2 separate regions of the Homo sapiens genome follow, and region 2 is linked to region 1. A link is a contact called in ENCODE Hi-C or POLR2A ChIA-PET data. All regions are on one chromosome and are shown on one strand. The core of a region is the stretch at or near the end of the contact, and the rest is flanking DNA. Distances in the headings are between cores, read along the strand shown.

Region 1 (3,380 bases), core at 793-3,292:
CCCTTGCTGACTCCTTTTTCGGACTCAGCCCGCCTTGAGTCCAAAATAAATAAACAGCCTTGTTGCTCACACAAAACCTGTTTGGTGGACTCTCTTCACATGGACGTGCGTGAGACAGTTATAAGCAAGACTCTAAGGCCAGCCCAGATTCAAGAGGAGAGGAATTAGACCCCACTCCTTGATGGAAAGAGTGTCAAGGAATTTGTGGTTATCCTTAAAACCATAACAGGGCCAGCTGGAGCAACATGGCGAAACCTCATCTCCACAAAAAATACAAAAATTAGCCAGGTGATGGTGCACGCCTGTAGCCCCAGCTACTCGGAAGGCTGAGGTGGGAGGATCACCTGAGCCAGGGGAAGTTTGTCTCACGTGTCCGTGTGAAGAGACCACCAAACAGGCTTTGTGTGAGCAACAAGGCTGTTTATTTCACCTGGGTGCAAGTGGGCTGAGTCCGAAAAGAGAGTCAGCAAAGAAAGGGTGGTGGATTAATCATTAGTTCTTACAGGTTTTGGGATAGGCGGTGGAGTTAGGAGCAACGTTTGGCAGGCAGGGAGTGGATCTCACAAAGTACCTTCTCAAGGGTGGGGAGAATTACAAAGAACATTCTTAAGGGTGGGGCAGATTACAAAGTACATTGATCAGTTAGGGTGGGGCAGAAACAAATCACAATGGTGGAATGTCATCAGTTAAGGCTATTTTCACTTCTTCTGTGGATCTTCAGTTGCTTCAGGTGATCTGGATGTATACGTGCAGGTCACAAGGGATATGATGGCTTAGCTTGGGCTTAGAGGCCGGACATTGTTGAGGCTACAGTGAGCCATGATCCTGCCACTGCACTCCAGTCTGGGCAACAGAGTGAGACTCTGTCTCAAAACAAAAAGCCCATAGCAAGAAGCAAAAGTTGGAGGGTTCTCGGCTCCATCCCAGGGATAACCAGGGCACAGGCCCAATGCTTGCAAGAGGTGACTTCAGCTTGTGAGGAAAGACAAGGATCTCTTTCTCTTTTCCCACTCTTTCCTCCCTAACATTTTAAATGCATGTGCAAGTGCCTACTTCATACCAGGCACTGGGCTGATCCCTGGGGACTCAGAGGAGAGTCAGAGGAGGTCCCTGGTGCCGCCAAGAGGGCAGACAGACTGACAGACATTGGCAAGCTATCTGAGGAGATGTGATGGAGGTCCCAGTGCCATGGGAACTGGAGACAGGAGCTGGTACTGCCTGGAAAGCCAGGAAGTCTTCCCAGGGCAGGGGATGCTTCAGCAGAGTCATGCTGAGTCGCAGGAACAAGACAGGTGGAGGTGGATGGTGCAGTGGTAGGTGTTCCAGCGGAGGGAACAGCAAGGCCAAAGGCCTGGCATGTTCTAGGAACATGTGACAGCCATGCCCACCCTGCTGGGAACAGATGGAGGAGGCTGGAGAGGCCACCCTGGGGAGAGGGAGTCTGAGCTTTCCTCCTTAGGGTGAGGGGGAGCCATGGTTCGGAGCAAAGGAGTGACATGGTCACGATGACTGTGGTGTAGTGGGTGGAACTGACTAGACGGACAGCCGTCATTTGGGGCAGTGGAAGATAAAGGTGGTGTAGTCCATTATTGGAACTGGGACAGGGGAGGACAGATGGGAATGGCCCCCCGGGCTGCTGGAAGAGTGGTTGTGGGGACTGGCTGTAGGGAATGGGGTAGGGAGGATGGGGGTCAGAGGCATGGGGTGGTCCACAGAGGAGAACAGCCATGCGGGGGAAGATGGTCAAGGTGGCAGCCACTCCCCCACCATCTGGAGCTCACTGCCTGGCTCTGGCTTCTCCTGGGACCCCAGCAGTTCCTTCCCTACAAGACAGGGCTGGGTGACCACAGGACCGGCCCTTCCTCCACCCACACTTGTTCCCAGCCCCAAAGACATCCCAAGTCCCAGGAGGCTTTCCAAAGGTGCTCCAAGCTGCAGTCGCCAGGAGACCCAGCTTGGGCTGGGGACAGGCCTCAGGCCGCATCTCATGAACATTTTCCTCCAACGGCACTCAGCTGATGCCAGTGTGGTCAGATGGCGACATCTAGAGGCAACTTCTGCTTCATGCTGCCTCACTCACAGAACCCCACAGCCAAAGGCTCCCCACTGGTGTTCTCATCATGCCACCCTCAGGATTTAGTAACCAAGACACCAGTCAGAGCTTGGAAGAGCTTCTCCACCCCTTCATGCCAAAGCCCAGTACAGGGCTGGCAAGGTCCCTGGGACCCCAAGTGAACCGTGGACACTCTCCCCTTCCACAGGCCCAGGAGCATGCTGGCTGGTTGACAACCTTCCCCACACCATCCCTTCACTGCTTCGTTTCAGAGGAAGGGATTCTAGCAGCTCAGCCAACTCTCCGCTCATACAGCAATGTCCTCACCTCCGCCTCACCATCCGGGATCATCCTGTGTCCAGGGCCCTGAGTGAGAACACAGAATGGCCCTCACCTTTCTGTAGTGTTCCCCTTTTTCTGTTTTTGTTTGTTTGTTTTGTCTTGTTTTGTTTTGGAGACAGGAACTCATTCTGTCACCCAAGCTGCAGTGCAGTGGTGCGATCATCTCTCTTTGCAGCCTTGACCTCCCGGGCTCAAGCGATCCTCACACTTCAGCCTCCCAAGTAGCTGGGACCACAGGCATGCACTACTACACCTGGCTATGTAGTGTTCTTTTTTTGGCGAATTGTTCATTTCCATCCACCCACACCCAAAGCCCCTCTGGTACTGGACACTCCTCACCAACTTTCCTTGCTTTTCACAGCCATGCAGCCACTCACTGTTTGCCTCCTTCTCTCTCACCTGCTCCTCCCTGAATTGTCTATCCACCACACCATCAGTCCTCCCATCCTTCCTCACTCATTCCACAGGCAGCCTGTGCACCCCCAGGGCAGGACAGGGGACCAGGACTGTAGCCACAGGGGTGGGGATGAGGAGGAGGCAAACGAGGAAACAAGAATACCCAAAAGCCCTGGTATCAACATGCAGGGAAAGTGGGGGACTGAGGCAGGACTTTCTGCTTTGCCCCCTCCCTACCTCTATGCTGATGAAGAGCCAGCCATGCCTCCAGCCCTTCCTGAGGCCACCACATGATCTTGCTTATTTTCCCATTCCAGGAGGTCACCTGCAGGGCTCCTCCCACCTAGCCACAATGGCTAGTCCCGCTGCCTCCACAGTGGCCCTGCAGCCCCATCCCAGACCCACTGCACGGGGTCACAAGCTTGTGCAGGGTGGACAGAGCAGTAGCTCATGGCAGACATTCCTTCTGTTCATCTGTTGCAGGGAAAATGGGGTGAGGCATGGGAGGGGTTCCCAGAATCCCAGAAAGGCAGAAGGAGTTGAGATCTGAGACAGAGTAGGCTTTGGAGACTCCCTCCACAGACCACTC
Region 2 (3,219 bases), core at 239-2,738, 66 kb before region 1:
GGCTAATTTTTGTATTTTTAGTAGAGACGGGGTTTCATCATGTTGGCCAGGCTGGTCTCGAACTCCTGACCTCAAGTAATCCATCCACCTGGGGCTCCCAAAGTGCTGGCATTACAGGCATGAGCCATCATGCCCAGCCCTGAATTATTTTTTAAAAAGTAGAGATGGGGTCTCATTATGTTGCCCAGGCTGGTCTCAAACCCCTGGGCTCAAGCAATCCTTTCACCTCAGCCTCCCCAAGTGCTGGGACGACAGGTGTGAGCCATCATGCCCAGCTGGCACCATGTTTCTTGTACGGCCTGCAGAACTGTGGCCTAACTAAACTTCTTTTCTTTGTGAATTACCCAGCTTCCTGTATTCTTTTACAACAACACAAACAGACTAAGACTGGAGGACTGCCTCTCCCAGGCTAGACAATTCCTAGAGATAGGAGGCAGCTCTCTGGGGAGGTGGAATTGGCAGGCATCTCTCTAGGGAGCAAAGGCAAACCAGTCCAGAGCCATACCCAACCACCTCCTTTATACAGCTCTCAGCTCCTGGCTGCCATCCACCAGCCATAATCACCACAGAGCCGGGTACCAGGAAGCTGGCTGGGGACAGCCCCTTTCCCCAGAGCCTGCTGCCAATCGTAAACCTCTTTAGCCTGCCTTGCCTATTCCTTCCCGTGGCAACCGTGTCAAAGGGGCTTGCCCACATTTTCCCCCTGCTCCCTCTGCCTCCTGGCTGATGCCACCTGGTGCTTCCCTCTGTGGCCCTATGTGGCATGGCCTGCTTCCTGTTCACAGGGAACTACGAGCAAACTCCTTCCCTCATGATAGTCATTTGCATATCTGCTTGTCTTACTATACTTCATTAAAACAAATCTCAGGCCCCCTTAAGACATAAAGACAGGCCAGGTGCGGTGGCTCACGCCTGTAATCCCAGCACTTTGGGAGGCCGAGGCAGGTGGGTCACCTGAGGTCAGGAGTTTGAGACCAGCCTGGCCCACATGGTGAAACCCCATCTCTCCTAAAAATACAAAAATTAGCCGGCCATGGTGGCAGGTGCCTGTAATCCCAGCTACTCAGGAGGCTGAGGCAGGAGAATCGCTTGAATCCAGGAGGCGGAGGTTGCAGTGAGCCGAGATCGCGCCATTGCACTCCAGCCTGGGTAACAAGAGCAAAACTCTGTCTCAAACAACAACAACAAAAACAACGAAACAAATACAGCAAGAGCAGAGCGCCTGCCCAGAGAGAATGCACAACCCCTGGTCTGCCTCCAAACAGGACTGTTTCCTGAGCGGTCGGCCCACTGCTCCCTGTCCCTGTCTCACTCTTGACTCCTCCACACCAAGTACCTCTGCAGGCCCAGCAGGTGTGTCTTACCAGTGGCTGTGGCAGGGCATGCCAGGAGCAGACAGACCACCCCGACCAGGACCCCGGACTCCACTCTCACTGCTCTCTCCATTCTCCTTACAACTGGTTCGACAGAAGCTTCAGAAGGTGGAATAAGATCCCTGCCCTTCAGCACCACCGATCTCTAAAGGGCTGTGATATAGAACCTCCAAGGACAGCGCCACCTAGCTGGTGGCCAGCCCCATGCTCAGGCTGAGCCAGAGGCAGGGCTAGATGAGTGCCCTGCAGAGGCCTGGTTGATATGACAGCCCTCCCCGTCCCACTGTTTTCAAATTCCAGCTCTCCTGACTTGGTGATCTCCATGAAATCCTGTGCGTTCATCCCAAGGTGACCACATCACTGACCCTAGGAAGTGGTGGCCAGTGACCCTGGGGTGCCACTCCGAGTGGGCAACCCAGCCTGAGGTGAGGGCTTGATATGGTTTGGATGTTTTGTCCCCTCCAAATCTCATGTTAAAATGTGAAAGAAAATAAAACAGTGATGATAATAGGACCCACCTCATAGCATTGAAGTGAGGGTACATGTTTGCATGTGTGTGTGAGTGTGTGTGTGAAAACATGAGGCTTGGGACTGGGTGTGGTGGCTCATACCTGTAATCCCAGTGCTTTAGGAGGATGGGGCAGGAAGATCGCTTGAGCCCAGGAGTTTGAGACCAGCCTGGGCAACACAGGGAGACACGTCTCTAGAAAAAATAAAAAAAATTAGCCAGGTGTGATGGTGCATGCCTGTGGTCCCAGCTACTTGGGAGGCTGAGGTGAGAGGATCACTTGAGCCCAGGTTGTCGAGACTGCAGTGAGCTGTGATAATGCCACTGCACTCTAGGCTAGGCTATAGAGCAAGACAAAGAAAGAGAGAAAGAGAGAGAGAGAAGAAAGAAAGGAGAGAGAGAAAGAAGGAGAGAGAGAAAGGAGAGAGAGAAAGAAAAAGAGACAGAAAAAGAGAAAGAAACAAAAAGAGAAAAAAGAAAAATAGAGAGAGAAAGAAAGAGAGAGAGGGAGGGAGGGAGGGAGGGGAGGGGAGAGGAGGGGAGGGGCTTGGAACCAGAACTCATGGAAGCCTGAGGAGAGGAGAGTCTGGGAACCAGAACTGATGGAAGCCTGCTCTTGACCGGGGCGGGGATCTGCAGGGCATCTGTCTCTCTGCTGGCTTAGGAGGCTCCCACCCCCAGGGAGGGCAGGACTCACTTCTGGGCCTCAGTGTCAGGAACATGGCTGGCTGGGAGTAGGCGGTGGGAGGATGGATAGATATTTGCTGGCCCAGTGAAAGACAGAGTGAGGGTTGTGCCTAAACACGATGCCAGATCCTCTTCCGGGGCTCCAGCTGGCACCCAGAGCTGAAGAGACAGGCTTTAGGATGAAACTTCCCTTCTGCCAAAAATAACTAGTGCCAGCTGGGCATTGTGGCACAAGTCTGTAGTCCCAGCTACTCAGGCGGCTGAGGCAGGAGGATTGCTTCAGCCCAGGAGCTTGAGGCCAGCTTGGGCAACATAGCAAGACTCTCTCTCTAAAAAAAAATTCATAAAAAACCATTGCAGCTTCCTGAATCTTCCCCGGCAGCCTGGGGTGGGGTCTCCTTTTCAGAGCTGCCTCCAGACTTTGTCCTTCCCTATTCCACCTTCCTCTTCTTGTTGCCATCACAGCCCTGCCACCCCCCAGCCACACCCCCTTGATCATTTGCTGAAGATTTTAGCACCTGGCTCTGGCATGCTTTCCACCTTCAACACTCACATCAAGGCACCTGGATCTCTTCTCCGCCCACAATCTTACCTTCCATCTTCGGGTATAGATGCTGCCAGGAGAGCTCTCCATCTGCTCCCAAGGCCACG

What was found. Hi-C counts contacts between places; a loop is a spot of excess contacts on that map. ChIA-PET counts read pairs that join two places held with the same protein, here RNA polymerase II (POLR2A). Pooled maps may share reads with other maps.
Region 2: a map of psoas muscle shows a loop between it and region 1 (2.8-fold over the local background). The contact joins the promoter of CES3 here to the enhancer-like site in region 1. A Hi-C loop is called at or near these places in 23 of 168 maps with a recorded cell type or tissue (B cell, CD4-positive, alpha-beta T cell, CD4-positive, alpha-beta memory T cell and 17 more), 7 of 37 single-sample maps with no recorded cell type and 21 of 50 pooled maps. POLR2A ChIA-PET finds 5 or more read pairs at or near these places in 8 of 52 experiments (H1, HEK293, MCF 10A and 5 more).

The regions. Positions count from the first base shown.
Region 1 is chr16:66,894,034-66,897,413 of GRCh38, reverse strand. LOC124903700 (a long non-coding RNA gene) reads right to left here. Exons shown (of 2, transcript XR_007065089.1): 2 at 400-2,419. Among named protein-coding and RNA genes, the nearest start is that of PDP2, 15 kb to the right of the region's middle. Within about 2 kb of position 2,042, at least 4 of the 41 ENCODE cell types and tissues checked have a DNase peak (open chromatin) inside an H3K27ac peak, as active enhancers do; they include heart right ventricle and psoas muscle, where a contact is called at or near this core.
Region 2 is chr16:66,959,535-66,962,753 of GRCh38, reverse strand. CES3 (carboxylesterase 3) reads right to left here and starts at 1,488. Exons shown (of 13, transcript NM_024922.6): 1 at 1,365-1,488. The coding sequence starts at 1,446. RefSeq lists enhancers at 1,297-1,506, 1,291-1,792, 1,597-1,846.